Regions from separate parts of the Homo sapiens genome. Here region 2 is linked to region 1. Evidence: chromatin loops called from intact Hi-C (ENCODE). Cell type or tissue: heart left ventricle. All regions are shown on one strand. Each heading gives the region's core, and the rest is flanking DNA. Links, peaks and the distances in the headings are about the cores only. Region 1 overlaps SPATA16 (spermatogenesis associated 16). Region 2 overlaps ECT2 (epithelial cell transforming 2).

Region 1 (17,148 bases), core at 4,089-12,088:
AATACACAGGATGAGCCCCATAATCTTCTCAGCTTTTTGTTCGGTTTATTTTTCTGCCCTAGTTCAGGGACATGGATATCAAGTTAAACTACAGTCTCACCAAACTGAAGAGGCCGAGATTAGAATAGCAAGGCTGCCAAGGAAGCTATAATGACAGGAAACATGGCCAAGAAAGAGGTAGCTGTGTGAAAGGGTTGAGAGACAGAAGTCTGCATGGGAATTTACTGTAAGTTCTTAGCCAAGGTCTGAGCCATGCATGTGAGGAAAGAGATTCCATACAGCAGAAATTGCCTGCCACAGAACTAAGTGCTAAATGGAAATACTTAGGTGACCTGCAGTGCTTGGAAATGTTGGAGTATTAGGGTAAAGAGACTTCACTCAGCACCTCAGGTACTCAGTTGAGCCCCAGAAAGATCATACTATAATAGTAAGGACCATGACCTACCAAAAGGACCACACCTTAAGATTAAATTCAAAGACAAAATAGACCTGTCTTAACAAAAAATACAACTAAGCTTCACAAGAACAAGAGTATCTGCCATTGCATTCTCTCACAGGGGGAAAAAAACAAAAACAAAAAAACCTCAACATCTTAACATATTTTTCAGGAAATATGTCATAATCCAGATTCCCCACAAAGTCTCACCCAAAATATCCAGCATAAAGTTAAAAATTACCACACATGCAAAGAAGTAGGAAAATGAGACTTAAGAAAATAAGCAGTCCATAGAAATAGACTTCAAGATGTAGAACCAGATATAGATCTTCGAGACCCAGATGTAGAACTGGCAGACAAGGATTTCAACAAACCTATGAAAGTACATTCAAGGATCTTAAGGTAAAAATAGTTGTAATGAGTGAAGAGATGAGAATCCCAACAAAGAAACAGAAGCTATGGGAAGAACCAAATGGAGATTTAGCATAGATGAATAAAATATCTGACCTTTAAAATGTACTAATTTATTACTTTAACATCAGTTTGGAGAATGCTAAAGAAAGGACTAGTGAAGTTGAAGACAAATCGATAGAAATTATCCACTATAAAGACAAGAGATAGACAATAAAAGATTTTTTAAAAATTAATCAATGGCTCAGTGACCTGTCCTCAGGGATAGTAACAAGAAATCTAACATACATGTAATTGAAGTCTCAGAGAAAGAAGAAAGAGAAAATAGGATATAAAAAATAATTTCTGGAAATTTTCCATTTTGGTTAAAAACAAAAAAGAAAACCCAGTAAGCCTCAGCAGGAGAGGCTGATTCAAAGACGATCGCATCTAGGAACATCATAATCAAACTGATGAAAACCCAAGATGAAGAGAAAATATTAAAGGCAGCCAAAGAAAAACAACGCATTACACAGGAGGAACAATGATACAAATCACTGGTAACTCTTAATCAGAAATATGGATGCCAAAATACAATGGAACGACAACTTTAAAGTGCCGAAAGCAAAATTTAAACTAGAATTTGATTTTCAGCAAGTAAAATGAAAATATTTTCATATAAATAAAAGTTAAAAAATTAATCTTTACCAGATCTGCACTTTGAGAATAATAAAGAGAAATGTAGAAAATGGCAATAGATTGAAACTTGTAGGAAATGGCAATAGATTGAAACTTGTAAGAAATGGCAATAGATTGAAACTTGAACTACAAAAAAGAAAGAAGAGTACCAGAGGTGATAAATGGTAAATATAAAAGACTATTATATGAAAATGATAAATGGTAAATATAAAAGTACCAGAAGTGATAAATGGTAAATATAAAAGACTGTATTTTCTTTTCAAAATGTCCTTAAAGATAAATGTTTAAACAGAAAATGATAGCATTTTTATTATATTAACTAAATTAAAAATAATAATAAGATTACACATGCCAATGTAAAATATTTGACTACAATATCACAAAGGCCTGTGGGTGGGAGAACAAATGGAATTTTACTATAGTAAGGCTTTTTTACATGAAATGGTACAATATTAACTGTAAATAGACTATGATAAAGATGCAAATGATTAAAAATATAAAAATTATAGCTAGAAAGCCAATAATTGACTTAAAATTAATTACTAATGAATATTTAATTAACTGAAAATAAGTCAAGAAAGGAGGAAGAAAAGAATAAAAAATAGATGAGATACTGGAAAACAGAAGCATGATGGCAGAGTTCAATCAAACTACGTCAGTAATTACATCAAACATATGTACATTGATTGAAAATTCCAGTTAAAAGGCAGAGACCATCAGTCTGGATTACATTGCAAGGCTCAACTAAATGCTATCTATATAAAGCATACATTGAAAGTAAAAAAATGAAAAATGATACACTATACAATAAACATAAAAGTCTATTTTTAATGCTTAATTTTGCTGTGTTATTACCAAAGTAGAATTTAAGAGAAGGTGTACTACTAGAGATGAAAATAAGACTCAATTAAAATTTCAAAAATTTTAAAACCTTATAGAGCTTGTTCTCTAACCATAATGTAATTAAATTAGAAATCAATTTAAGACTAAGACACCTAGAAAACCCCTCCAAATACTTGGAAATTAAACCATACACATCTAAGTAACTCATGGATCAAAATTAAACAAAGGCATAGATTTGAATCCCTGCTTTATCAGTTACTAGCTTTGACTTTCATAATTAACTTCCCTTGGCCTCTGTTTTCTCTTCTTTAAATATAAGTAAAATGCTCAAAAGCATCCCTGAATATCAAAATATATCAGGTTTGTGTTTTATTGTAATCCCACCACCAATAACAAATACAGGTAATTTTCAGTGGTAATAGAAATAAGCTCTATATTTTCATAAAGGAGACTATTATTTTTAAAATGCCTTTCTGCCTGTAATGCCAACACTTTGGGAGGCCAAGGGGGGTGGATCGCTGAGGTCAGGAGGAGTTCAAGACCAGACTGCCCAAAATGGTGAAACCCCATCTCTACCAAAAATACAAAATTAGCTGGGTGTGGTGGCACACACCTGTAACAGTCCCAGCTACTTGGGAGGCTGAGACAGGAGAATCACTTGAACCCGGGAGGGAGAGGCCACAGTGAACCAAGATGACACCACTGCACTCCAGCCTGGGCGAGACAGAGCGAGACTCTGTTTCAAAAAATAATAATAAATTAATAAATAAAATACCCTTCTGAACATAACATACTCAATAAAGTAGACAATTGGAAATCGTCTATGAAAATACAGCTTTTGGGGTGTTATCAATCACAGTTTCGTGGATAATTATGATCAAAGGTGATATTCGCTTAAAGCATTACAGATACCCGTGAGTTTTAGAATGAATTGATTCATAATAGAAGTAATAGGAATTTTGCAAATTTCTTGCAGATATCAAGAAATGAGATATTTTAAATACAATAACCTCTTCTTTTTTTTATTTTTATACTTTAAGTTTTAGGGTACATGTGCACAATGTGCAGGTTTGTTACATATGTATACATGCGCCATGTTGGTGTGCTGCACCCATTAACTTGTCATTTAACATTAGGTATATCTCCTAATGCTATCCCTCCCCCGCCCCCATCCCGCAACAGCCCCGGTGTGTGATGTTCCCCTCTCTTCTTTACCAGAACTGAGGGTTTAAAATTTGGCCACTAAATGTAACACATCAACAACATTAGATAAAATAATTGTCATGATCTCGGATGAACTTAAACAAAACTACAATACTATAGTAAAATAATAGGGAACATTGCGGGTGCCAGTTTTTTGATATGAACAAATATATAGGCTACTAAGTATTAGTGTTGTTACTGCTTCTAGGGGATAATAATTGGGAACACAAAAGGAAAGGATGTAATCTTACCTGCATATATCTCTTAACACCTCACAATGTCTTGCTTTGGGAAAACATATGGGTGGTTGTTCTGATGATACTGCCATTCATTTCTGAAAGACATTACATTATCCATACTCATTTTCATCAACTCTTAAAAGAAAGGCTCAATGAAGAGAATGTTTCTTCCTACTTACTTCCTTCTGTGATTCATAGATTACTGATTGTTTCTTCCAATTAAATAAGCAAACAGTCTGTGTGTGTGCCCATGTGTGCATGAGTTTATGTTTGTATGGGCTTGCCAGTGTGAAGAAAATAAAAGGAAATCCTGGCATTGCTATTTTAAAGATACCTGGTTGGTCTTTTTGCAAGTTAGGCAGTTTGCCTCCTTGAGAAGTCAGGAGAAATAAAAATGCTATATGGATCATTAGTACTTTATGTCTCTTGCTATTGTATTCCCCCCAAAATAAATCCACCTATAAAAATATGCTTCCTCTGAAGATCACATTAAATATTCCAACTCATTCTTGAAACCCTAAAAAAATATATAAAGGATGCTAATTTTTGTGAAAGGGCAAAGATTATACTTCCTTTGTTTCTACTGTAGGGAACAACTATTATACAACACCTTTCTGCAGTGCAAAGTTGACTACATTAAGAAATAGTTCTCAAGCAGGAACAAGGACAAGCATTCATTGAACACCCACCGTGTGGCAGGTGGAAACTGGGCCCTTTATAAGCTATCTCACTTAGTTCTCCACTAACTTCCTGAGAAGGTTTTCTTATTACCATTTCCCTGGCAAATAAACTACATCCCAGCAAACCTATGGCATTACGGTCATTATCCTTCCTCCAAAAATTCTAGCTGTCATGTCATTTCATCCTGAAAATGATGAAAATCATACCATCTTTAAAATCTGGAGGACTTCTCTTGCAGGTTATGGTAGCATTGAGAAATACTAGACATTGTCTTTGAACTCATAGAACTCAGATTCAGCTACCACTTCACTCACTGGGTTGTAAAGCCTTGCTTTCCTCATGTGTGATTTGTGAATAATAACATTTAGCAAGTCTATTTTACAATATTGACACAACACAACTTTTAAATCACGAGACTCTACTAAAATACGTCCACTTTCCTCCCCTTTCTTATACCTGAAATCCTCCCTTTTCTTTGTGATTGTCATATGAATTAATAAAATAGCCTTGCAGGGTAAATACATAGGCTTATTTGTATAAAAAGTAAGAAAAATGATAATGAAGATTAAAGCAAATAAATTCCAGAAAATAATTAAATATAGCTATATATTATCCAAATAAAAATGGCTAAGTTTCTAAGGGTCATCATTTATTTCTCTTGTATGAACACAAGAAACAGGATCCAGATGGCTAAGACATCTTATTAGAGGTTTCTTTACTAAAGAAGTAAAGGAGGAGGAAGAAGAGAAGAAGGAGGTGGGGGGCTGGAGGAGGAAGACAACCATGACTATGTACAATAAGAGAGGAAAATGTAAAGACATAGCAAAGACAGAGAAAAACAGATTAGGCCCCTCTTGAGCTTTTAATCATAGGCATGTTCTGAAGGTGGATCAGATTCCCTGAGGAGCCTTCCAAATTGCAAAAGATGTGATAAAGGGATCACACTCTGTTTATATTAAATACACTCACCACCTTTTAAATGCATATGTTGATCATTTTTTCATAACAGAGCTTGCAATTATTAATTAAAATAGCTCTGCATACAGCACTCCTGTATTGCCTCTATGACACTTTGCCATGCCTCCCACAGCTCTTCACCCAGACATTTTATCTTCTACCCTTATATTCAAGTTGATAGCAGTTTAGTTTATAATCATCTTGCTTGATGTTTTCTTTCTCATCTTAGCTTTCACTCTTTCTCTTCTTAAAATTTAACCTCATCTTATCCCTGAGGTCGGTGGCCACTTGGCATTTATTGTTCCCATTTATTCATGAATATGAAAATAGTTTATAAATGAGGAAACAATATATGAGCATAATGGAGTGGTATTGTTATGAAACAATGCATCTGTTGTTGGGAGACTCTCTTTAGAATGTGAATCTACTAGTTATTATTGATTTGCTGTTTGCTTTTGATTTCCATGTGGTCTTTAGAAAACAGATTAGGGTGTGCTCCCATGCTGAGGACTGCCTTTGGGAGATGTTCATTTTGACACTTGAAGCTGGCAAGAAGGCTGCACAGGTACTCCTTGTGGGTGGGTTTATTCATATTATTTTAAGATGATTCTTTTATATTTGTTTTTTACTTTCTAATATATCAGTTCTAAAATCCATTCTAATGAGTTGAACAAGTCATTTAGGCTTTTCTGCAACCTCTTCCTCTGTAATTCTCACTGGGGCATTAAAAGCATTCATGTACTTCAGATTTTAAAAGTTCTAACACATGTAAGTGGTGTGTCCTGGGGTTTAAAAAAAAAAGTTCTAGATTGTCAAGGATTAACTCTATAATTACAAATAAAGAGAGAAGTTGTAAGATTCCTTGTACTGTAGGGAAACAAACTTCAGAAATCAAAGGCCTGAATTTGAATCCTTGCAAAACTGCTGGCTAGCCTTGACTTTCTCAAGTCACATAATTGCCCTTAGCCTCAATTTCTAGATTTCTAAACATAAGATCATGACAATATCTTCCTCAACACTTGTGAAAGGTGTCAAATGATATTACAGATGTGAAAATGTTTTGCAAATGGAAAATTTCTGTGCAAATTTCAGCCTTAATGTCACCCTTGTGACATTTCAAACACCTCAAGTGACCAGCCTGAAATTTTACGAGTCTAGAATTCACAAACTTCTTTTCCTGAGCACATTTGCTCGATTTAGCACAGTGAATGGCTGGTCTATTTAATGCTTATCAACAAGGAGAAAACTATTTTGATGGTCCCCATGGGGACATGTCTGTTTTTAGCCTCCCAATTTGTTGCCTCTACGTGCAAAAAGATTTCCAGACAAGTGGTGAAAAACTGAAATAGGTAAGGACCAACACTAAAACTGAGAAATTCTAGGGAAACATAGAGAGCTGATGAATACTAGATATCCAAAAATATTTTAAAAGATTAGCTTAGAAGAAAACTGGAAGACTATCCACATTTCCAAATTTAACCAGCACAATTTTAAAGAACTAAGGCTCATTCCCACTGAATCGGCCTCACCCAGGCTATACTGTAAAACTGATGTTTGTGTCTTGTTCTCAAGGCAACTTCCCTCAATGTTTTGTTGCCCTAATGGTCTTTTCTGGGACACTTGGCTTGGAGAAGTCACTATATAGGGTATTACATACAAGGTTACAAGTAGCAAGAGACAAACCAGTTTTTATTGGAGGAGATAAAAAAAAGACTCAGATGCCAACCCCTACTCATTTTATAACTCTTGCCAGCCTATGCCTGATATTTAAAATTTTCTTTCTACTTCCTTTCCAGATAGAAATCTCTTGTTGAGTATGCATGACTCACCCTCACTCTAGTAGTTTACCTTTGAAGAGCTGATGACCTTACAAACAGATACCACTCTGCTATCCCTTCGACTTTTCACATTTCAAGAATGTGTATTTTATGGATATGGATATTTTTTAGGATATTCCATACATATTCTACATTACTGACAACATAGCATTAGCCTTAACAGGCATTTTGCAAATCCTGTGGCTATACTGTTATTGCTGTACTTCCTTAAACCATTCCTCATTTTCTTTTCTGTTGCTATGACAAGAATTCTTCATATTCATCCTCTCTTGGGCCTGTGACCTTTTCTCATTTCTTGTTGAAGACTGAAGAGCAGCCATATGTTAAGTTATAACACCTTTAGTTTGAGAAGAAATGTCTCCTTGGTGGCACTGTCTATAACTTTGCTCACAGGTTATAGATGTGACATACACCTTTCTTATGACTCTTCCTCACTGGGGAAAATGCAGACCATGTACCTTTCCTGGCTCACCTAGGCAAAATAATTTTACAATTGGATAGAAATGTTCTTATGTTATTACCAGTTATTAAGCTTTTACTAGCAAATATGACTTTGACACAGAAGACAGTTGAATTCAAAGCAGTGTTTGATTTTTGAGTGCTTAACAATGAGAAATTAGCAGATGAAAGAAATATATACTTCACTCTGCATTTAACCTTATCATTTTGCTTTGTTTTTAGACTTCTAGTTCCTATAAGCTTTCCTTGTGGAATCTGTTCAACACATACAGGCTCTGGGAAAGTAGTTCTTGGTTTTTGTGGAAAGAAAATAATGTGAAAATAACATCGAGAAGTCACATGTAGTACCCAAAAAAGGCAGAGAGGGTATTTTAGTCTTAGGAAGGAGGGCAAAAAGATGGTGTAATATAATGCAAATTAACCAACAAGCATGTTCCATGTGCTTCTTCATCTTCATTCTTGTAGTTACAGCCTTCATCCAAATTTTGACTATTTACTTGTATAGTGATCCTCAAACTTTGAGGATTTTACCATATTTTTAAACATTATATAATTTTATATTTTAACGTCGTTACATTTTTAAACATTATTAAAGATCCCAAAGGGTTTTTGCTTATGTGAGTCTCATCTATAAATATCTGCCATATAGAAATGACAACTTAGAAATTAAAACATATTTATTTACTCACTCACTTCAAAATGATAATCCCATTACATGTTAAATATTTTATGAAAAAATAACCATGCAATATTTTTAAACATGCATGAAAGCAGTAACATTGACATTTTGCAAGAGTGATTTCATAAAAGAAAGCTGAGTTCTCATATCTGATCCTGCATTCAATGTATTATAATATGGTTGACTTATATGAACAAAATTCAATGTCACACAAGGTATGCAGCTAGAAAATGAAAGATAATTTGAATAGTCTTTTCAGATAATCTTGAATATTCTTCTTTGATACTACACCAAGACTTGACAAGTGGTAGTTTCTTAATGATTAATTGCAATATGGATTCTGAAACCATATCAATCAATGTTGTACTCTGTAACATTAAAAGCCATTAGTTCATCTTATACTTTGATTGGATTGTTTATCCATTCATGAGTTAGTAATATTACCTGTTGGTCATTTAGAAAACATGCAGATTTCTGAATGTTGACACATTTCATTATGCAAAACCAAATTTTTAAATTGCAGTTGTTAATATCACCGACCTCATCAGAAAAGTCTTAAAGCATTAGGTGACTGTCAAGCTCGCAGTGACAGATATAAGTTTTCCAAAATACTAATTTTTGCTTGAAAGCTCAAAATTTTATCACTAGCAATATATACTGTCAGTTGTGTTCCTTTAAGTGACAGGCACACATTTCATTTTTTAGAAAATGTCTGCCAAATTTCAAGTCTGATAATCATAATTTGTTAGCCATTCTTCCAAGTAAAATATAGTGTTCCATAGAAACAGTGCCTAAGTCAGCTCACAAATGTAAACAATGGAACAAGTGCAGAAGTGCTTTTCCCCAAGACAGCTATTATATTTTGGTATGCAGAAGAAGTGCTTGATGCATACTTCTTACATCATCCTACCAAATGTTAAAGAGACATGTACTCAAGGATTGAAATTTATTAAAAAAAAAAAAAATAGAGGCTGAGTGTCCATAATGGTAAAGAATACACTCAGTGAATACCAGAACAGTTTGGTATCACCTGTTTGCTTCCTGCAAAGAAGCCAGCTGTTTTCCCTACCATGCTTTTGCAACATTGGTGCAAATGTCAATACAGTGAAAAGGGAAAATAATTTCTTAATATTATTATGAAAATTTACCTCATGAGCCCCCTGAAAATGTCAAGGAACCTATAGAAAATTTGCAGGCTGCACGTTGAGAACCACTCTACTTTTTCACAGCATCCTTGGCATTCTCCCAGCATTTGGATTTTTCATCAGAATAGTTGCAATAGTTGTCTTCTTTAAAAGTGTTTCCATTATGTGCTTTCTTAGTAATCCCTGAAGCATTAGTAGTTTCTTTCATAAAATTAAAAATCCTTTCACTATTGAACAGCCCTTAATAGACTCCCACCTTCCCCAATGATCAATTTATTGCTTTAGCCAAGCTAATTTACAGGGCGGTTGTTAATATGGCTTACCATCATCCTCTATCACCAAGTCATTTCTGAGGCACTCTCCCAGTTTGAATTTTCTACCTTCCTTCCTTTGATGTGACTATTTCAAAGGCAGCTCAAAACTCACTTTCTTCGGATTTCTTTCCAGATTAGCCCTTTTTAAGTTTTAAATTGTCCTATCATTGCAAATCCCCTTCCTAAACCTTTTATTTTTCCATCTCCCTTGCAAGCATCGCACAGTTTAACTGTTTCAAGTTTTGATGTGTTGATTACTGGTTATGTATGTATTTTTATTATTTCTCTCAAGTAGGTTAACACTTAGTTGAGGGCTAGTCAGTTAGTATCCAATGTAGCATTTTCAACAAACACAACACAATATATGCTGTTGTCATTATATTCACAGAAATGGCAGCACTACTAAAAATATCTGGAAAGCGTATTCTTTCCAAAGTAATGTGCTGTGACACTCTATTTGGTGCAAGTCACAACAGGTTGAGACTCAATACAGTGAGCCAAAGAAGACAGAATGTCAAAATGAGAGATTTAATAATCGGTGTCAATCAAGAAAGGAGTGTGTATTACAAAGAAAAACCATTAATACATTCATTTATAATATTACTAATTAGTAGATTTCCTTAATGGGAATCACTTAAAGAAACAGTAGTTTGATCTATAACTAAACCTTGAATCCAGTATTGAGATAATTCCCATATCAAAGTCCATATCCAATTCAAATTTTGACTTTAAACTTTCAAACTATACTATATAACCTGGTGGTTTAGCTGGGCTGGACATTATCTACATAAATACAATGTCCATTGTGGAACTCCCATTAATTCTGTTAATTTAGCAAAGGAAAATCAGAGACAATATTTAGAAGTCCTACAATGTCATAAAGCGTAGGAATAACAATCAATATTTCTCTTTTGGTAAAAGGGCCACAAAGGGCTTAAGTAGGTAAAATATTGTTACCTGGATGTAATTTAATACTTCCACGAATCAAAAAATTATGATGTTAATATGAGTAATTTTAATACCTGATAGACAAATTGTTTTGATTTTTCTGTCAAACTTCCCTCTAATTCTAAGACTCTAACATCAAAAATCCCTCTAATTTTCAGACTCTAAAAGAAATAAGGATATGATTTTATTATCCAATAAAATTATGTAATGGAATTCAGTATACTATATTTCAGTTCATTTTAAAATTTCTTGTGTAATTTGCTATTTGAAGGCAGCATAAAAAATAATAGAATGCAGACAAACACTTATTTCCATACAATAAGGCTACTCAAAATATTAGTTTAAGTATGTATTTACCTTTCTGGCTCTTTTCTTTAAAACCTGAACAGTGGCTGGAACATGGTTTATACTCAAAAATTATTGCCGAATGAATCATAAGTAATTTCCAATAGGTAGAACAGAGGGAAGTTTATTCATTGTACCTTTCAAAGTAATCATTCTAAAATACATCTCAGCCAGGCGCGGCAGCTCACTCCTGTAATCCCAGCTCTTTGGGAGGCTGAGGCAGACAGATCACTTGAGATCAGGAGTTCAAGATCAGCCTGGCCAACATAGTGAAACCCCGTCTGTACTAAAAATACAAAAATTAGCCAGGCGTGGTGGTGCACACCTGTAGTCCCAGCTACCTGGGAGGCTGAGGCAGGAGAATCGCTTGAACTTGGGAGGCAGAAGTTGCAGAGAGCCAAGATAATGCCACTGCACTTCAGCCTGGGTGTCAGAGTGAGACTCCGTCCCCCCTAAAAACTAAACTAAAATAAAATAAACCTCACCCAAGTAACACAGCGAATGGAAAAAAACATGTGAAACTCAACACACTGCTCTTGAACCACCATCACCAATCCTCCACCCTCCCCTCCAGTATTAGACAGACAGATGTGTAGGGCCTTACATCTACATCTTTGGTTTCTGAACCTTGAGAGCTTTTCTACAAGAGAGGTGATAGCTGATATTTTGGTTCACAGACTCCAAAGGAAAGATAATAGGGCCAACACTGTATTATTTTTTAAGAGAAAATGTCAAGAACGAAAAATGAAAATGTCAAAAGATAGGTTGATATACTGTATTACTTAAAGACTATTTTGTTGGGAGAACTGACCAAGTGATTTACTAACAGCTTTTACCAGACAGACTCGGGATTACAATGTAGATGAAGAAATAAATGGGAATTTATTTCACGTTCACTCTATCCAGGCATTTGACAGATGAAAGAAAAAATGGAAAGACACAATTACAGTCTACAAAGATGAGGATCTTTTTTCAGATTTTCAAATTATAAAAAAATATATATTTTTTCTTGGGAATTGTTTTCAAATGCCCTACTTATCTATCTCTACGCTGATATTATTACATTAACTGCCTTTTGTTCCTGATCACATCTGCCTAAGGTAGAAACTGTAAGATTGTGTACATTTGATGTTCAACTGGGATACAGGCACAAAAGTTGGTGGAGAGTGATCCTTGATATATTCAGGTCACAAGAGATGTAGATCTCATTCATGAACCTTAGATATGATTAGGTTCTCTGGAGGCTCTTGAGGAAATGTTGTTCAGCCACTTTATTAACATTGCTTTATTCTGTAAACATTTATTGACTGCCTATTATGTGCCAGGCATTCACTTAGGTGCTGAATATATAAAGGTGAATGATAACGGTGAGTATTACTTCCCATTATGGAGAAGTCTGCGGTGGATAAAGAGTAATTAACTGAGTAAGAAAGTCGAAGAAATGTAGAAAAAAATAAATGTTCTCTATTGCTCAAGAAGGCATTTCACTGCATGCCTCTAAAGATCCAGTAATCATACCTACTTTTGATGGTTATTTGATGCATGTTAACTGGTAATACTCCTTTGGATGAAGAACATGGAAGGCTTGAAGCCCTAGGCGACTCCCTTCTAAAAGTTCTTATTTTTTGGTATAGATGATCCATTAAATGTATTATTTGAATCCCCCACTGTATAATTATAAATTCTGTCTTCCTAAACAAGGTAATGTCATACTCAAATTTTAGAGTAAAATATACTTAAACATAGATCCTGATGATTTTTAATGTGTTTTCATTACTAGCTCTATAAAGAAGATAGACCATATAACATTTCTTTCTGACTATATATTTTTCAGTGTTGTGACAATATAGCAAATTCTTTTAAGTAATTATTTCATAAATTATTTGTCATGTCAAGAAATAGGTGTTTGTTGTTCACTTGAGATAATTCAATAATTTAATATTTTTCACATTTAATTAGTTGCAGAATTAATTGTAATTTTGGGGATAAAACATGAAAGACAATATTTGAGTTGTTTTCTGTTTGACTTCTCAAAACCTCATTTTCTTCTGCTGTGCCACATACATGCTGAGATCTCAAGTAATATTTGAGAATGATTTCTTGTTGTTATTTCCCTGAAGTTAGGTTCTACTTTCATGCTTTTGCAAAAACATACTCTGCTAGTGTTTTGGCAGAGCTATATGCTTTGTTTGACAATAATCTACAGTAATTTTCTTATTTCAAAATCCAATGCCTTTATTTCTAATTTTATGGTCTAATACTTTGTAAAGCAGTTCTTTTTCTCAATGTAAATTAAATTGGGTTATTCCATTTTTCTATCTTGATTATCTATTGAAGATATTTAAACTGACTGCATGAACTTTTTAAAAGCAGAGGACTATTATACTTTATTTTAGTTTTAATTTAATTCTAATGATCAATCTTTTGTAGCAAGTCAATTGACTAAATAAGACAAAACCACTAAGATTCACTGAATCTCTGTATAGTGACAGCACTGTTGCATAAGTTTTCTTTCTATTCTCATTTTTTACCTACCCCAGAATTTAAGTTACTAGATTGAGATTTAGTACTATGCCAACAGCCCATGTTGAAAGACTCTCTAAGAAGCAACAATATGGAACACTCGCTGATTTTTCTGTAAATCTGTTACTGAGAACACAGATTGTTACATTATAGGGCATCTTTGGATAAGCTCATCTTTCTGATTGTAGGCCAAGAAATACTTGAGTTGAACAATTGCTTGTTTAATACTGGCTATGCGACCCTCTTTTCATTAGCTACCAGCAAATTTAGATGTGTAGTCATTTCAATCAAACTTTTAGGATCTTAAGATATAATATTTGTGCACTAACCTCATCCAGGCTTCATCTTAACTCTCCCTACTTTTAATCTTGCTTCCACATTCAGTTATTTTTGTTGTCGTTTTAACTGTGGTAAAATATACATAACATAAAATGTACGATCTTACCCAGTGTTAAGTGTACAGTTCAATTGTGTTAAGTACTTTCACGTTGTGCAGGCAATTTCCAGAACTCTTCCAATCTTGCAAAACTAAAAGTCTATGCCTATTAAATAACAAATCCCTGTTCCCCTTTCCTCCTGTCCCCTGGCAATCACCATTCTGCTTCCTGTCCCCATAAATTTGACTACTCCAGGTACATCAATGAAAATGGAAACATACAGTATTTCTCTCTTTGTGTCTGGCTTATTTCACAAAGTATAATGTCTGAAGTGCATTCATGTTGTAGCATGTGTCTTAATTTTCTTGCTTTTTAAGTCTGAAGAGTATTCCATTGTATGTTAGATACCATGTTTTGTTAATCCATTCATCCATCAATGGACGTTGGGTTGCTTCTACCTTTTGATTATTTTGAATAATGCTGCTTTGAACATGAGGATACAAATATTTCCTGGAGACTCTGATTTCAATTATTTTAGGTATATACACAGGAGTGGAATTGCTGGATCATGTAGTAATTATATTTTTTAACTTTTTGAGGAACTTCCATACTTTGTTCTATAGTGGGTGCATCATTTTACAATCCCACAAACAGTGCACAAGCATTCTAATTTCTCCACATCCTTGCCAACACTTTTTTATTTCTGATTTTTTATAGTAGCTATTCTAATGGGTGTGAGATGGTATCTCATTGTGGTTTTGGTTTGAATTTCCCTAACAATTAGTGATGTAAACATCTTTTCATATGCTTATTGGCCCTTGGTATATCACCTTTGGAAAAATGTCTATTAAAGTTCTTTGTCCATTTTTAACAGGGTTGTCTTTTAAATTGTTGTTAACTCAAAGAAGTTTCTTATATATTCTGGATATCAACCCTGTAACAGATATAAGATTTGCAAATATTTTCTCCCATTCTGTGGGCTGCTGTGTTACTCTGTTTATATTGTCCTTTGATGAACAGAAGTTTTTAATTTTGATACAGTCCGATTTGTTTATTTTTATTTATTTCCTGTGAGTTATTTTTACTTTCATTTAACTTCATAAGTATTTTATAAGCTACCTTAATCCCTTCCTAGGACAGAATATAGATAGACAGGTAGGTGGGTGGGTAGATAGATAGATAGATAGATAGATAGATAGATAGATAGATAGATAGTAAAGTAACCACTCTGTCTTCAATATTAGGCATCCTGTCACTTACCTGTGATATCTTAATTTTCCCATTGTTATGAATGCTTTTCAAATTTATTAATGGCATGAATGTAACAAATAGGTCTTACACATCTGAACAAAAGCTATCCATAATTTCTGAATGTGGTGGCATGCACCTGTGGTCCCAGCTACTAAGGTTGAGGCTGCAGTAAACCATGATCACACCATTACACTCTAGCCTTGGCAACAGAGCAAAGCCCTGTATAAAAATAAAAATAAAAATCTATCCCTATGGGGAGAAAATTACCCATGTGTATAGCAGTTTTGCATATCTTGTGACCAAGGCGCTGACTGGTCTTTGCTCCAGACTATCTTTTCAAAGATGGTTGTGTGGCAAACAGCCTTAGAAGGAAAGACAAGTCTTTTTACTGCCTTGCCAGGTGTACTGTTTCCCCCTAGAGCAAAAGATAGGCAACCTTACAGCCCATTACAAAATATTCACATTCTCTAAACTCATATTTTTCTCATGTGGTACAACCTAGTGCATGTGAAGGTGTCACCTGAGCTTCCTTTCACCACCATCTGGGATCTATGGTTCAGAGAACCAGTAAAACAAACAAACAAACAACAACAAAACAAACAAACAAAAAAAAAACTCTGATTACTGTTATTGCTGTGAACAATAAACTGTCCTTTGTCTCTGACCCTGGAGGCTCATACCTTCTACCAGCTTCCATAAAACTGCTTCAAGCTAACTTGTTAGTTTGCAAGTAGGGAAAAAAAACTCAGACTCTTCACAGTGCTGGATAATGCATTATAAGAAATTTTCGTGAATATACTTGAAAGTCATTTAGCCTTATCTCCCACTCAGTGAGGAATTTATTCTACATGTCCTGACAGATGGCATTCTAAATATCATTTAAATGTTTCCAGTAAAAGGAAATTCTCCTGAAAGCCTGTTGCATCATTGGTTAGTAAGTCCCCCCTTATGTTGAACTGAGCTATTTGTAGCTTTATAACTGGTTTTTGCCTGGCCTCATCTGATATTACATAGAATAATTATTCTATATTCCATATGGAAGGGCATTGTATTTGAATATATTTACTGAGGCTGATATTATTTTACTCTCTAAACATATTTATTTCATTCCATATTCTTCACACACTATGTTTTCCAGATCACTCATTCTAGACAGCTTCCGATATGGTGATGATCTTCACAGATGCTCAGAACTATAGATGAATTCAAGGGACTATATGGTGAAGGCACAATTCAGTGAAAACATCACTTGTTATTTGAAAACAATGTGTTATATTGATTTAGCACAAAATTTTATGTGCAATTTTTGTAGCTCTATTATATTATCATATCATTTAGCTTGCAGTTAAAATATTCAGATTTTTTCCATATGATCAAACTCAAGCCATGATTATCTTTATAAAATGATTGTTTATAACTAAGATTTTTTATTTTTAAACAGTCCATATTATTTTAAATTTTGCTTACGTCATCAGTGATATAAGTTCCTGTTGCAGTAAAATTTATGCCGTCTGAAAATTTTATCGACATCCTTTCAATTTCTTAATCTTAGTTCACTAATGAAAATAAGGTCCACAAAAAGGGCTAAAGACATTTCATTAGATTCCTTATTTCATAATAACACAGATCATACTTACATAGCATTAATCAGTTATTCAATTGGTTATAATCTACGAAATGATGCTATTATCCAGCATAAATGTCATCATCTTATCCATAAAGTTATCATGATTCGCTGAAATTAAAACATTCCATGTTCCTAGCTTTCTCTAGATCTACCACCTATTTCTATTTTAAGAACATCAGCAAGTTATTAAAAGA
Region 2 (17,148 bases), core at 6,231-14,230, 220 kb after region 1:
TCATCTTTGAATAATAAGAGTATTGGTTTTTTCCTAAGCCATGATGGGACTTTTAAAATGTCAACAATAATATGCTTAAAAGGAACTCTTAAAAAAGTGGAAAGACAAAATACCAAGCATTCAATGGTCAGCTTTGATTGATGTCTAGGCCTCAAAACAAAACACCAATCCCAAAATGGCCTCTTTCAAAGTAAGCCAAAATAGTTTATTCAAACTCAAACCTCCTGAAACTTTTTACGTTTTAACGTTTATTGTTACCTATAGTCAACCTATTGTGCTGCTGAACAATACATCTTTTTCCTTCTATCTAACTGTATCTTTGTACCCATTGACCAACCCCTCTTTATACCTCCTTCCCCACTACCCTTCCCAGCCTCTGGTAACCGTCACTCTACTCTATCTCCATGTGTTCAACTTTTAATTTTCAGCTCCCACATATGAGTGAGAACATGCAATATTAGCCTTTTTGTGCCTAGCTTATTTGACTTAACATGTCCTCCAGTTCCATCCATGTGGTTGCAAATGAGAGTTTTATTCTTTTTTACAGCTGAATAGTACTCCATTGTGTATATATACCACGTTTTCTTTATCCATTCATCTGTTGATGGACACTTAGGTTGATTCCATATCTTGGCTATTGTGAATAGTGCTACAGTAAACATGGGAGTGCAGACATCTCTTTGATATACTAATTTCCTTTCTTTTAAATATATACCCAGCAGTGGGATTGCTGGATCATATGATAGTTCCATTTTTAGCTTTTTTGAGGAAACTTTATACTGTTCTCCAGTGGTTGTACGCACATTCCCATCAACAATATACAAGGGTCACCCTTTATGTTCTCGAACAAACATCCCTCGGTGCTTGTTCTTTTTATAAAAGCTATCTTTACTGGGGTGAGATGATGTCTCATTGTAGTTTCGATGTACATTTCTTTGATTAGTGATGTTGAGCATTTATTCATATATGTGTTGGCCATTTGTATGTCTTCTTTTGAAACACGTCTATTCAAATCTTTCACCTATTTTAAAATTGGATCTTTTTTCCTATTGAATTACTTAAGCTCATTATATATTCTGATTATTAATTCCTTGGCAGATGGGTAGTTTGCAAATATTTTTCCATTCTGTGACTGTCTCTTCACTTTGTTGATTGTTTCCTTTGCTGTAAAGATGCCTTTTAGCTTGATGTGATCCCATTTGTCTATTTTTGGTGGAGGGTCTTACCTCAATGTTGATGGCTGCTGACTGATCAGGCTGGTGGTTGCTGAAGGTTGGGAGGCAGTGGCAATTTCTTAAAATAAGGCAACAATGAAGTTGGCCACAGTAGTTGACTTCCTCTCATGAAAGATTTCTCTGTAGCATGCAGTGCTGTTGATAGCATTTTACCCCTAGCAGAACTTCTTTCAAAGTTGGGGTCAGTCCTCTCAAATCCTGCCTCTGCATTATCAACTAAGTTTCTGTAATATTCTAAATCCTTTGTCATTTCAACAGTGTTCACAGCACCTTCATCAGGAATAGATTCCATCTCAAGAAAGCACTCAAGAGTCTCATGGGTGGGCTCAAAATAGTCAACCATGCTATAAAAAGATGTGCTGTCATTCAGGCTTTGTTATTCCATTTATAGAGCACAAGCAAAGTCTATTTAGGATAATCTTAATGGCCCTAGGATTTTCAGAATGGTCAATAAACATAGCTTCAAGTTACCAGCTGTATTAGCCCCTAACAAAAGAGTCAGCCTGTCTTTGAAGCACTGAAGACAGGCATTGACTTCTGTCTAGCTATGAAAGTCTTAGATTGACCGGGCGAGGTGGCTCACACCTGTAATCCCAGCACTTTGGGAGGCCGAGGTGGGCGGATGACCTGAGGTCAGGAGTTCGAGACCAGCCTGGCTAACATGGTGAAACCCCATCCCTACTAAAAATACAAAAAATTAGCAGGGCGTGGCGGGGCGTGCCTGTAATCCCAGCTACTTGGGAGGCTGAGGCAGTGGAATTGCTTGAACTCAGGAGGCAGAGGTTGCAGTGAGCCGAGATCGCGCCATTGCACTCCAGCTTGGGCAATGAGTGAAACTCCATCTCAAAGAAAAAAAGAAAGTCTTAGATGGCGTTTTCTTCCAACAGAAGGCTGTTTCATCTACATTGAAAATCTGTTATTAAGCATAGCCACCTTCTTCAGTTATCTTAGCCAGCTCTTCTAGATAACTTGCTGCAGCTTCCCTATCAGCATTTGCTGCTTCACATTGCACTTTTATGTTTTGGAGACCATTTCTTTCCTCATGAACCAACCTCTGCTAGCTTCAGGCTTCTGCAGCTTCCTTATCTCTCTCAGCCTTCATAGAATTGAAAGAGAGTTAAGGATTTACTCTGGATTAGGCTTTGGCTTAAGGGACTGTTGTGGCTAGTTTGATCTTCTCTCTAGACCATTCAAACTTTCTTCGTATCAGCAATAAGTCTGTTTCACTTTCTTATCATTCACATGTTCAATGGAATAGCACTTGTAATTTCCTTCAGTAACTCTTTTTGCATTCACAACTCGGCTATTAGCACAAGGGGCCTTGCTTTCAGTCTATCTCTGTTTTCAACATGCCTCCCTCACTAAGTTTAGTAATTCCTAGCTTTTGATTTTTTAGAGGCCATTGTAGGATTAATTATTAATTAGTCTAATTTCAATATTGTGTCTCAGGAGTTAGGGAGATCCAAGCAGAGGGAGAGACTGGAGAACAGCTGTTCAGTGGAGCAGTCAGGACACACACAACAATTACCGATAAAGTTTTCAGTCTTAGATGGGTGCAGTTTGTGGTGCCCCAGAACAATTACAATAATAACATCAAAGATGACTGATCACAGATCACCAAAAGTTATAATAATGAAAAAGTATAAAATATTGCAAGAATTACAAAAATGTGACACAGACACATGAGGTCAACACATGCTGTTGGAAACACTGTGCTAATAGACTTGCTCAATGCAGCATTGCTACAAATCTCTAGTCTATCAAAAGCACACTATCTGCTAAGTGCAATAAAACAAAATATGCCCATAATATCTACCAAAATTATATACTGATCTTTTGACCTAGTAATCCCACATGTAGTTTTTTTGTTTGTTTTGCAAATTATGCTAACAGAAATACAAAATGACCTATTCATAAAACTTGCAACATCATTGTGGTAGTAGAACACTAGAAACTAATGTTCATCAATAGGGGATTGGGTGAATAAAATAGAGTCCACTCACACAGTGGAGTACTCTGCAATTGTAAAAAGAAATGAAGAACTTATATACAGATATAGAGTGATTTCCAGAATATATTTTGAAGTGATAAAAGCAAGATTGTAGAACAGTAATTATTATATGCCAATTTTTCTGTAAGAAGGGGAGAGAAAAGTGTATTGCATATTGATATGGTTTGGATCTGTGTCCCCGCCCAAATCTCATGTTGAAATGTAAACCCCAATGCTGGAGGTAGGGCCTGGTGGGAGGTAATTGGATCATGGTGAGTTTCTCATGAATGCTTTAGCACCATCCCCCTGGTGCTGTTCTCATAAGAGTTCTCATGAGATCTGATTGTTTACAAGTGTGTAGCACCTTCCCCGTCTCTCTCCCTCCCTCCTGCTTCTGGCCATCTGAAGTGCTGGCTTCCCCTTCACCTTCTGCCATGATTGTAAATTTCCTGAGGCCTCCCCAGAAGCTAAGCAGCCACCATGCTTCCTGTGCAGCCATGCAGAACTGGGAGCCAATTAAATCTCTTTTCTTTATAAATTATCCAGTCTCAGGTATTTATAGCAGTGCAAGAAAAGACTAATACACGTGGTACCATCAGATTTAAAGGTGAGCTTACTACAATATCTAAAGATGCCTCAACTAATTTAGTTAAGCCTGCAATTGTTTTTGAACAAGGATAAGCCTTTGCTGCTAGATAGTTCTTTCAGAACCTTAAGGCAAAGGTAACTTGTTCAGGAGGTTCAAGAAAAGCAGCGGAAGGAACATAAAGAATATAAGTGGTGAATATGAAGCTGTGGAGACAGAGTGAGATTGTCTCAAAAAAAAAAAAAAAAGAGAAAAACTTAGAAGTTTTAGAAAGAAAAATATGTATCACACGGACCCATCAATATACAAATATACATAATACAAATATTATGTATCCATAATTAGAAATAAAAAATATTTTAAAGATCCTCCACCAGAAAAGATTACGACCCACTGAAGCCTCTGATGATCTTTAACTTTTTTTTTGTAAGCAATCATGTATTTTTAAATTAAGGTATGAACATTGTTTTTTTAGACATAATGCTATTGCACTTAATAGTCTACGTATAGTGTAAACATAACTTTCATATGCAATGGGAAACCAAAAATTCATGTGACTCACTTTATTGAGATAGCTGCTTTATTGTGGTGATCTGCAACCAAATGTGCAGTATTATCTGAGGTGTGCCTGTACTAAACTTCCCTCCATGGAGGTTGCAGTCATTTTTATATTCACAACAGACATACGTAAGAGTACATTTACCTACAGCCCCACCAGCAGAAACACTGTCAAATATTTAGATTTCTAATGATTAAAAATGGTAGGTTAGTGTAATTCTAATGAACTTTCTCTTTTAAGGTTGATAGTCTTACATGTTTAATGGTAACTTCTAATTTTCTGTGAACCATCTGGGAATTTTTCTATTAGGTTGTTTTTAGAGACTGGAGTTCTCCTTACACTCTAAATGTAAATCCTTTGTTTTGAGTTACATTTTTCTGTGACCTGTTTTTAACTTTGTTTATATTGACCTATTTTGTATTGTTCCATAAAAAAATCCACTAAGCTTTCAGTTGAAATTAAGTGTATTGGTTAAATTGATGAAAATTCACATCCTTTTTACATCTTTCTATTCATAAACATGTTAGCGCTCTCCATTTATTTTTCTCCTATACTGACTATAACGCTCTGTGAGAATTTTTTAATTGACTTTGCTCAATACTTAATGTGCATGCTTGATTTTAAGTTCCATGTTTTTCTATTTTTAGAAAACTCTCAACTCTTCAAATATTGCTTTCTACCCCCTTCTAGTATTTTAATTTTTCTCTCCAGATATCCTATTATAGGTTGTTGGATATTCATGTCCCATTTTTTACATCTCTTAAACACTTCTTAGTACTTTTCAATGGTTTGTGAGGGTAATTTTCTGAAATTTATCTATTAGGTCACTAGTTTTCTCTTCAGCCAGGTCTCTATTTTTACTTCTAGAAGTTCAACTTGATTCTTTTTCCAATCAAGCTTGTTTATTTTAAAAAGTCATGTCTATTATTCAGTATGAGTTCTTTCTTATATTATCTTTTTGATTGATCTATTATTTCCAGTTCCTGGAGTACACATTCTATTTACTTCATCTCTTTACTCTCCTCATGCCTTTTTATTTCCTCTTTTGCTCTTAACTAAGATCTTACCTTCAACTAGGCTGAGTCAGGGATCAACGTTCCAGCATTTTAAGGCTTATATATTAGCCTCAAATCCCTTCAACTAGTCTTTGGTATCAGTCTACACTTAGCATTATGGCTTTGGTTCTTAATTTCTCATATCTGAGGATTTCCAGATTATTCTTTTAACCTCAGTTATATATGAAAATTATTTCTTGGTTATATTTCATAAAGAAATGCTTGATGTTTCTGTTAGAAGAACATGCACTCTAAATGTAGTAGCTTACTCAGACATGGTACCAAAAGCCCTTAGAATTTTTATTAAGAACAGTGGCTAAGATTCTGTAAACAACCTTTTGGAACCTACTGATAAATCACATGTCTTTCTTCTTTAACTTGTCAGTGTAAGTCATATTGGTAAATAAATTTTCCGATATTGAACTAACCTTGGATTCTTGGAAAAAACACTATTGCATGACCTAAATGCCTTAAAGAAACTAAAAGTGCTCTTAATAAAAACCTAAATTATGATTTTCTCAATAGAGAAGTTAATTATATTTAATATCCATGCATGATACAGAATCCTAATTTTACACATGATACATGCAAACTGTCTTCATCTGATAACAAGGATAGTCTAAAAACCTAAGGCAGATAGATAACAGTAAAAAACCAGAAACATTCCCTTTCAAATTAAAATTAACTACCTGCTATATTTTGCCAGTGTATAGTCAATACATTTCTAGCTTTATTCCTTATCTCATGTCATTTCTTGTCTCTGGAAACCCCACTCTTTTGGGGGAAAATAACAGTTCCACCTCCAAAAAAATAACAATTGTGTATTTTCTGCCAGAAAAATGCATATATGCACATAAACACAAAATTTTGCATAAAACATTATAGGATTCACTATCTACATTTCTCAAAGTAGATTCCAGATTAAAAATTCCTAACTTACAGATAGCCTCGTAAAATAAAATGATCAAAAATATTACTGGAGGAAGGAATAAACAAGTAAGCAAGCAAGTACACAAAAGAGCATATGTTGATGCAAGCATTCATATTTGCCTATGAAAATTTCCTTGAAGAAATTAATACATGAGACATAAAATACACTTGGGTTTTAGGTATTTATTTACAAAGTTCTTACTAATACAATTGCTTTTAAAATGTAGCAAAGAGTCATTTACTACTCTCAGAAGTGGCACATACATGGCATAGAAAACAATCTATAGTCAGTTAACTATTAAAACAGAAACTTGAAATTTAAGTGACAAACATTTGTAGCACTCCCTAAAGAAATAGGAAATAAAAATGCATTTATCCATATGAACTTGATTATTCTGAATTACTGACTATAAAAAGGCTATTGTGAAAGATATCACACTTTGAAACAGCAAATGAATTTTCAATTTTACATTTAATTATAAGACCACAATAAAAAGTTGAACATGCGCATATCTATGCATTTCACAGAAGATTAGTAAAACTGATGGCAACTTCAGAATTATTTCATGAAGGGTACAAACAGTCTTTACCACAATTTTCCCATGGTCTTATCCTTCAAAATAAAATTCCACACACTATCAAACTAAATCAAGATTTGCTAGTGGATAAAATTACCATAAATATACCGTACTCTCTCTGAAACAGCTACAAACATCTTGTTTTTGCAAAATATACAATGTTTCTCAATCTTTCTGTCCTTATCTCAATTTGCAAAAATATTTTGAAACAATCTCCTTTAAATGTTATTCTTGTTAATGAGGGCAAATCTTTTAAAATCCACATGCTAGATCTTGAAAACGCTTGAGAAGAAAATAAACTGTGAAAGGAGTGGTTATTTAAATACTTCAAACTGCACATGTGAAACAGACCCACTATTTAATCAGAATTCTATGCAAGTTTTCATCCAGTATTATGATGTCATTTAATCTCTGCATAAATTGAGCTGCACAAATATCTATTTCCATAAATTCATTCATGGATACTATACAAATAGATTCACAGCAGTATTTGGCACCCGCCCATAAAATTTATTTACTCTATCAGGGTTGCAAAGCTACTAATATCAGCTGATAGCAACTTAAATTATTGGCCTTTGAATGACAGATTCAAACAAGAGATAAATTACATCAAAATCACTATCATTTTTTACATGAATTAACTTGAAAATGTAACAGGTAAACCTTACTCTTTCAAGAAGAAAAATCAAATAGCATAGTTTAGTGTTATTTATCTTCCTTCCAGCTTTCACCAAGTGCTAATTACAAGTACCATTTAAGTCAGTTTCTTATTTGAGTATGAGGTGTCTATACATTTCTATAATTTAAGATTTTGGTAACGCTTCATATCAAATGAGTTGTAGATCTACTTAACGTATGACTTCTCCTTTCAAAGAAGGAAGGAAGGCTGACAAGGGAGGGAGAAGGGATACCCTGTTAAGACAAAACAAACATTTCATATTTTAAATTTTCCTTTAAAAAAATTGTAAAATACAGTTCAGTATCATGCCTATTATTTTTACATTTTACAAATTACTGTAACAATTAAGTACAAGACATCTGACAATTCTAAACTCTTTAAAGTTAGGGGAATGGAAAAGGGAGAAAAAAGAAAACTATTATAGCATTCTGAGAACAAAGCCAAATAGCTAGACTAGTTAACTAGATATTAACTCAACTGAACAGATATTGGCCTATTGCTAGTAGTGATACCTAACTTTGTTTTATGAAATATTAATGATTCAGTGTTTCAGGTTATAAAAGAAAAAATTATAAATTGGCAAACAAGGTTTCTTCTTAGTTCATAAAGCAGAATTAAAAGGAATGAAATCACTTCATGGGAAATAATTTTCTAAAATTAAGTCATACACTCTCAAAGAGTGTTTGTAATATATGTACAACTCAGATGTACATATGTGAGTGTCAGAGTGTATATATGTATATATAATTTTGTTCCACTGTAATCTCAGCTACTCAGGAGGCTGATGTGGGAGGATTGCTTAAGGCCAAGAGTTCGAGACCAGACTGGGCAACTTAGCAAGACCCCCATCTCTAAAAAATATTTTTAAATAATTTTTAAAATTTCGTTCCGTATAAAAATTGAGTGAAACAGCAATCCTTCTGGATAACAGTGATTATTAAATTGCTAAGTTTTACATCCCTGAGAAGTCTTAAAAATTTTAAAATAAAACAACTCTAACAAATAACATGCAAAGACTCAAGAATAACTGTAAATCAAAATAAATTATAAGGCTACTGTTTTAACATATATAAATGGCTAACTGTAAGAGCTAGTAAGGTAATTGGCTTAAGTTCTCATCAACAAGGTTGTAAAATGAAGCATTTAAAAAGCTGGGTTGATGAAGTATAACCATTCAAGTATCAACAAAATGATGATATGAATGTATAATATAAAAGTTTACACTTTCCTCACATGGAACTTTTATGATTTGGCATATTAAAAGCATAATTTTCTATAAATGCTATAAATCTAACATTAAGAATCAGATTTGGAATATAAATCCACTACTCATGACAATTACTATTCTTTAAAATGATAATTTTCCTAAATAAGAAAATTTCTAATGGAACTTATTTTTTCTGGACTTAAGAAACTCTATTAAACCTAAATTGTTATTAATTCAAAGCAGTCATAACATTGTGAATTCCAAAGTTCCCACCCACCAAATAAGTGATTCCTTGGAGAAAAAATATGTTCCTTTTTTTTTTCCCGCAAATACAAATTTTAAATAGCTAATAAGCTCACATTAAACTTCATGAGGCTTGTTTCCATTAGTGGTTGGCAAATCTCCTAATTCTTCACAAATGTCAAAGATGACTTGGAAAGAACTTTTTTGAAATTTGAAAAATCAGTATTTCCTTCTAGTATCTCTGAAAAACTAGCTCGGAAAGCAGAATGACGTACAGATTGAAACCAGGAGTACTGAGAGCGCCCACCAGTAGAGTTTAGGCGCTGAACATAAACATGCTTAGTAAATCCAATTACATTGCTTGTGGAAACAGAATGGGTAATCTGTTAGAACAGAAACAAGCAATTGAGAAGATGACATTAATGTCTTGAAGGTATTTTAGCTGCTTCTTACATATGCTGTCTATTAAAAGTGACATAACCATAAATAAATTAATTTTCTAAAATTTTCTATAAAATTCATTTATTTTCATTTGAAAGATGAAAATGTTTACAATAGTTGCTACAGGTGGCTTCGAGAAAGCTATAATCTAATTTTCACAAATTAATGTTTATCTGCATTTGTCAATTTTAATTGGCCAAACTACTTTGCATATATTCATTTTATCAACTAAATGCAGCTTCTCTCCCATTGGTTAAGATTAATGTTGATGAAAAACCTGTATAAATACACTAATAGATTTAGCCATAACTCTTTGATGTGTTAACTGAAGACTTTAAGCAACTTTAAAATATATATTTAATGAGTATTATTTATGTGTCTTACCTGCGGAAATTTTATAAATAAAAAGAAATCACTTATAAAACTCAAGAGCACTCACAATGTGCCAGGTACTGTTCTAAGCACTTTACATATAATAACTCGCTTAATCCTTATAACTACTTAAGACTCACTTTACAGACAACGAAATTGAAACAGATTGTTAATAACTTGCCAAAACACATACAGCTAGTAAATAGCAGAGCAAGGATTTGAACACTAGGGTTCCAGAGTCCATGCTCTTAATCACCACCCAAATTGCCCCTCAGTATATAACATCATCTGCAAAAATGCAGTTGAGAGAATAAGAAACTTGCTACAGGACACACAGCTAAGAAATGACAGTCACTTGCTTTTCTTAACTTCAGTAGGTTAATAATTTTATAAAGAACAGATATTTCACTCAAATACTTAGTAATAGTAGTATTAAATATCTAATAATAATTCTGAAACTGTTGGAAATTTGGATTGTTCAGGAAACACTTTAAATATACATACATATATATACAATATACATGAATTTAGAACTCGTATCATCCTCTGAAATACAGTTTCAGAGATTATATTCTACTCATCACAAAAATAGTAAAAGGAATAAAACTCGGTCTCTGCTATGTCATTGGAACCGATCTGTATAAACAGAATCATAGCTATTTACATTAGTAAAGTGACAGGCCAGATTGAAACGCGTTTCTTTTCTCAGAGATTTTAGAACATATTTCAATCCCAGTAAAATTTCCTATCAAATAAACTACACATTAAGTATGTCTCTAGTTCATTCATAGTAGGGTTTTCTCAGTTGCCTTTACCCAATAAAGAGGTTAGAGGTTTGGATATAAATATTTAAAAAATGACGTATGATAGGATGCCAAGGTTTAAAGTGCACTAGGGGAGAACTCCTCTCCCCTAGCATCATGCTTTCCATGCTGATTCTTCAGTGCTAGTGTACAGAGCTGTGCTGTCCTTCCAGGAGCCACTAGCCACTTGTGGCTATGAAACCCCTGAAACACAGCCAGTCTGAAATGCAGCCAGCTTTGTAAGTATAAGGTGCACCCCACATTTTTAAGACTTAGTACATAAGAAAGAATGAAAATATCTCACTGATAATTTTACATTGATTCGCATTCAAATGATAATATTTTAGCATACTGGGTTAAATAAAATTATTAAAATTTTTTTAAAATGGAAGAAATATTTCCAATTTTTAGAAGTTAACAAATTCCATAACAACTTCATAAATAAGTCATTTACCCCATTAAATCAAAATAACTTACTGCTAATGATGATGTGCTAGAAAGACGACTCATTACATGCTTATCATTGCTGGAAGGACTTCTTCCCTCCACTGAGCCGTGGGATGTCATAAGAGCCCTTCGAAGAGCTCTTTTTGGAGTTTTGGAGAAAGAGAATGCTCTTGTAACCTAGAGTTTAAGTTACAATTAGTTAAACCTAGACAAATTCAATACAGCTGATGAGAATATTTAAACATAAAAAAGCCAAATATATGGCAAAAGTTTTTCTACTGTACTATGTGGCAGGATTAGAATCTCTTTGGCACAAAACAGTGAGGAAATTTGTAGACTATTTAAACTTTCATTTAGAGAGCACTGCAGTCCAATGGAAGGAGGAGGAGAAAAGAAATCTAGCCTGGGAGAGAAGAGACCTAAGTTCTTCTCTGATTCAGCCAGTCTAGTTGTGAGATTTCTAATCCAAAAATCCCCTCAACCTCCATTTCTTTATTGAAAGAGTGAAGGAATTCACTTGAATAATAATCTAACATGTTTTTCTCTTATACATCATAAATGTTAAATGATAGGAGATACAAAAATTATTAAAATACAAAGCCCCCCCACCAAGGGAAAGAAAACAAAACTTGTAAATCTAGCAGTAGAGAATATGGCTGTAAATCTCTCTTAGAACACTAAAATTCTAGTGCTACTTTAAAAAAGCCTATTATCAACATACTTATGTAATCCTCAACAACTCTGATAAGGTAAGTAAGTTATCTTCATCACGAGAAGACTAAAATAGACTTCTAGAGTCAGGAATAGATAGTCAGGTCCCCTGACTACCGTGTGCCCTTTGCTGAAAATAACTGTGGCGATATATTTAAGATGAGTGCACACATATTTAAATCTAAAACACCAACAGTACATTTCTACTGCAGGATAGTTCACAGAAGCATCATTATTACAGTAACGGGAGGGATAACAAGTTATAGTTACTGTGGCAAGGAAGTCACTGAAGTAAAACTATTGTTTCTGTGGGTCATTTCCTAGAACCGAAGAACAGCTTTGTTTTATAAACTATCTTTATACTGGTGTTTGCAGCAATATTATTTGAATATAGTCTGGAAAATATGTTAGAGATGTGCTAAATAATACTTTCACTAAAACTCACCTTTTTTGAAGTCTTTTTTATTGCTCTTGATGCTCTACTCAATGTACTGTCCATATCTTTTGTATTTACTTCAAAGGATTCTGGATCAGCAGTATAAATAAGATTCTCCTATTGAAAAATAATACTTTTTGTTATCTTAAAAACACACAACTGTTTCTAAAAATCAAACTTTTAAGCATATTTATATATGGGAGTATTTATAAATGAAGCTACTCAAGACTTTTCATGTGCTTGATATAACTTCTACCCTGAAATGTACTGACTTAAGGATAGTGAAAAATAAGCATTCAGTAAATGTGTAATTTGTTGTAAGGGTCATGGATACCAAAGCAATTGGAAATAGACCTCAAAATAAAATCTAACAACTCTGAAACAAGTTAGAAATTTAGCAGACTTAAACTTAATGCTGAAGTATAAAGTTGGCTACAAAACCAATACCACAAACACTGTTCTTGACATAAACTCAAATTAAGATTTAGACTTTCTCCTACTTTACCCTTTTGTCCTCAATCAGCATTTGTAAGGATTCTAAATCAGAGGTTCTAAACCTGTGATCAAGAGCCGGTAGGGTGACAATGAACAGAAATTGGGTGCAAAATTTTGTGTATACACGTGCAAAGGGCATATTCCTGAAGAGTGGGTTCACAGCTTGTATCACATTCCCAAAGGAATCAAAGACCTCATATAACCACAAGTCTACTGTGTACTTCTGTGAGGTCAGCCACTGCTGACATGCTGGGGAGGACAGGATAGGGTGGGAGCTGGAGTGAGATTGGTCAACAGGCACAAAGTTACAGTTAGAAAGGAGAAATAAGTTCTGTTGTTCTATTGCACAGTGGTGACTATAGTTGACAATACATTATTGCATTGTATATTTCAAAATAACCAGAATAGTGGATTTTGAAGGTTCACACCACAAAGGAATGAGTATATTAGGTGATGGATATGCTAAATACCCTGATTTGATCAACACACAATGTATACATGTATCAAAACATCACATTATGCCCCATAAATATGTAGTTATGTGTCAATTAAAAATAAATTTTTAAAAATACCTCATATAGGCCAAGAACCACTGAACCACTTAAACAAGACAATTAATTTCTAAGTAATTAAAAATATTACTTGCCCAAATTATGGTTGGATTTTCAGAAGAAAGCAAGTTAGACAAAATGATTTTGTATAGTCCTATAAGCAATTTGCACTTTAAATTTATAAATCTAGGCTATGAATAGCCAAATTGCCTTGTTATGCTGGCACTATAAGACTATTCATTCTGTGGTGACAGAGAAAAAACAACCTTGTGAAAGTTGTTTCTTCTGAAAATTTTTTCTATTTTAAAAATGTAGAATATATCTAGTATACCTAACCCATAGTAATCATAAGGCTAAAAGAAAATAATGCATAGAAGTACTTTGAAATGAAATGTTAAGCCTCTTTACAAAGTGTTAAATATTATACTCAACAATTATAATGCTTGCTTCAGCTCTCCACCACTGATAGATAGACAGCTTTTGTTATTCTAAAGCTTCCCTAATTTTGTCATTTGAACAACCACATCCCCTCTGCCTGCTATAGAACCTCTCTTTCCACTTGATCAATTTGCTAAATAACTCTAGGTTGCTTATCCTGTACAAATCAGTTAATAGTACTTGTAAATGTCAATATTGTTTCAATTTAATGTTACTTTTTGAGTTAAGAAAAATTCAGAAAACACGAATTACCCATAACTCTCCTAATCAATTACTATCTACACTTTGGTATATTTCTTAAGAGATATATTTCTACACGTATAAAATGTTCTTCATAACAAAACTGGAATATTATTCAGTTTTGTATCTTATGTTTTTCAATTAGCTGTAATTTTTTGTCTCAAAGGATTTAGTCTTAATGAAGAGCTGACAAATCTCTGATTATACCACAATTAATTTAATCATTCCACTATTTTTGAGCATTTAGAGTGCAGTAATGGGGAATTACTGTGGAATGGGTACACAGTTCCAGTTTAGGAAGATGAAAAAGCTCGAAAAACAGATGGTGGTGATATTGCACAACAGTATGAATATACTTAATGCCAATGAACTATATACTTAAAAATGGTTAAAACTGGTAAATTTTATGTTATGTATATTCTACCACAATAAAAAGAAATAAATGAAAGTATATGTCTTTGTATACGAAAATATTAAACCACATGTTGGTAATTTTCTATACTAGAACACTAGCGGTAGAAAAGCAGAATATGAAAAGTTCCTGATGGAAAAAGGGTATACTGCTTCAACCTATACTCTGTCAGAACAGGAAAGAATCTATCCTGCCTCACTAGCCCTCAATGGTCTCCTTCAATTTTTTTTTACAATGTGATTTGTAAAAACAATTGATATAATGCTATCTTTATCTGTATTGCTTTAAACTATTAGTTGGGTATATATTTTTTTCATGTTTTACAGATATTTTATATCAAATTTTATTGGAAAAGAGGTCTTCATTTCCTACACTTTCTAACTGGTTACTGCCAGCATAAAGGAAAACTCTTGATACTTATGCATTTATATTTTATTTGGCTGCCTTACTAAGCTCTGTTACTAATTCTAATAGTTTTTGGTTGGTTCTTGTGAACTATCTAGGTAATCGTTTGTAAAACAACTGAATATTTGATACCTTATGTCAATCTGTAAGAAACAAAGCACTGAGGAATGTGATTCAAGCTCTGCCACACATATCTGCAAGGTTTTACACTACTAGGATTTCCTATATCTCATAGTAGAGGGATCACATTTCCTATACTACTGTATATATGGATAAGCTCAGTTGTATCCTTACTTTTATGAACTTAATTGTGCTTTGATTTCATTCCATTTTTATTTCAATTTTTATCTCATTCAATCAACAGATATATACTAAAAACCTACTATTTGATAGAATTTCTTATGTCCATAAGATATAGAGGCAAATTCAGAAAAGAATGTTTTGACATTTAAATATATTTTCCTTAAAGAAAACAGTGATATGGTAATTACCCTGATTTGGTCATTATACGATGTATACATGCAACAAAACATAACACTTTACCCCAAAACATGTACAATTATGTCATTATAAATAAAATGAATTAAAAATCAAAAGTATATTCTTCTGTTATGTTTTATTTTTAAACTATAAAGTAACTTATCAATGCTCCTTTCAATTGGTAAACTTATGACTTTTTTTTTCAACTGAAAGCTGAAAGATCCAGTAAAATTAGCTGGAAAATAATTAAAAACAGTGATAATTTATTAACTGTGACTGATTACAAAATAACACACATATACCAAAGAGTCACCTATTTACAAAACAGCTTAGAAACAGGTAAAATATCCATTTATGACTGCATTCTAAAGAGAAAATTACTTAGGAATAAATCTAATAAATACATTTTTGGCCAGACATGGTGGCTCACACCTGTAATCCCAGCACTGTGATAGGCCCCCAGGGGGGCAGATCACTTGAAGCCACAAATTCAAGACCAGCGTGGCTGGCCAACACGGTGAAACCCCGTCTCTACTAAAAATACAAAAATTAGCCGGGCATGGTCGTGCACGTCTGCAATCCCAGCTACTCAAGAGGCTGAGGCACGAGAATCACTTGAACCCAGAGGTAGAGGTTGTAGTGAGCCAAGATTGTGCCACTGCACTCCAGCCTGCGTAACAGAAGCAAGACTTTGTCTCCCAAAAAAAAAAAAAAAAGAAATACATTTTTGAAGAATGTACATATGTCTATGCTTATATTTCTAGAAAGTATCAAAAGTCATACCCCTAGAAAGACAGATTAGCCAGACAGGGGTATGAGACATATTTTACTGCAGTATACTGTTGTATATTTGATCTTTTTTCTTATGTGCAAATATTATCCTTCAATTTAATAGACAGTAAAAATCATAGCATGACTATTAAACTAAACATTGGTAAGTTACTCTTTGATGTAAAATGTATCCATTTTTATATGTAATGAAACTAAACTCCAAGTGTGTTTAATTTTGCTGAAATGCTCTTTTAATGAAGGCCCCTGAAATTTAAATCCTTAGCAAATGCTAATAAAGGAGCTTCTCATTTTTTTCTATTGTTATCTTAACTATGACTAAGTATTAATAACCATCAATGAACTAAAAATGGAACCAGGGGCTTCATGCTTTCTCTCAATGAACTAACAAACTGCTTCTGACTTAGGGGAGGGAAAGATAGATACAAGATTTTTTACCTTTCTAGAAGATTCTGAGTTCAGAATGACTGAAAGGGTGAACATATTGCTAGTTCACTAGTGGCTAAGAATATAATAAAATATATTATTTTTGCTAAGATACAAATATGAAGTACTTCCTTTAGTGCTCTCCGCACAGAGGAAGGTAGATAGGGTAAATCACAGGCAAAAGTGCAAAGTCGGGGAAACTTATCTTCAGTAGTCCTAGGTTTATTTGTTATTCATTCTTTCTCAATAATTCTCATTCTCTCTTTAAAAACAAACAACGAAGACAAAAAACTTTCTGCTTTTTAGTCTATTTCCCTAAATTTCTAAAATATAATATGTACCAGGACAAGGACGAAAAAATAAAATAAAATAAAAGTAAAATTGATAGATTAGCCAAAACTCATTTTTATTTTTATTTACTTTTAAGTTCTGCTGGACTTGAGAACACACATTTTTAATAGATACTTACTATAATTCCAAAAACATTTTCTGACTTATTCAAAGTATGTCAAGCATTAAAGAAGCTTTGGAAGGGCAGGAGTTTTTCAATCAACTCCAAATTCACATGTACCTGAAGACAGACCTGCTGAGTTCAAGATTAAAAAGTAGTAGTCAATCTTTCCCACTGAGATATATAATA

What was found. Hi-C counts contacts between places; a loop is a spot of excess contacts. Peaks named below come from ENCODE experiments on the same cell type or tissue, not always from the same donor. Only the 100,000 strongest peaks of a DNase experiment are listed, where the experiment ranks them.
Region 2: a loop joins it to region 1, with 4 times the contacts of the local background. A loop is called at or near these places in 21 of 110 quality-filtered maps.

What each region holds. Positions count from the first base shown.
Region 1 is chr3:173,028,201-173,045,348 of GRCh38, reverse strand. All of the region lies in intron 3 of SPATA16 (spermatogenesis associated 16), which reads left to right. Among named protein-coding and RNA genes, the nearest start is that of SPATA16, 100 kb to the left of the region's middle. In heart left ventricle, for the core only: no CTCF peak of the experiment used is centred there; no DNase peak of the experiment used is centred there; H3K27ac peaks cover 782 bases.
Region 2 is chr3:172,810,845-172,827,992 of GRCh38, reverse strand. It overlaps ECT2 (epithelial cell transforming 2), which reads right to left. Exons shown (of 25, transcript NM_001258315.2): 23 at 12,282-12,389; 24 at 11,156-11,302; 25 at 6,519-7,845. The coding sequence ends at 7,756. Among named protein-coding and RNA genes, the nearest start is that of ECT2, 69 kb to the right of the region's middle. RefSeq lists a silencer at 2,547-2,747. In heart left ventricle, for the core only: no CTCF peak of the experiment used is centred there; no DNase peak of the experiment used is centred there; H3K27ac peaks cover 1,511 bases.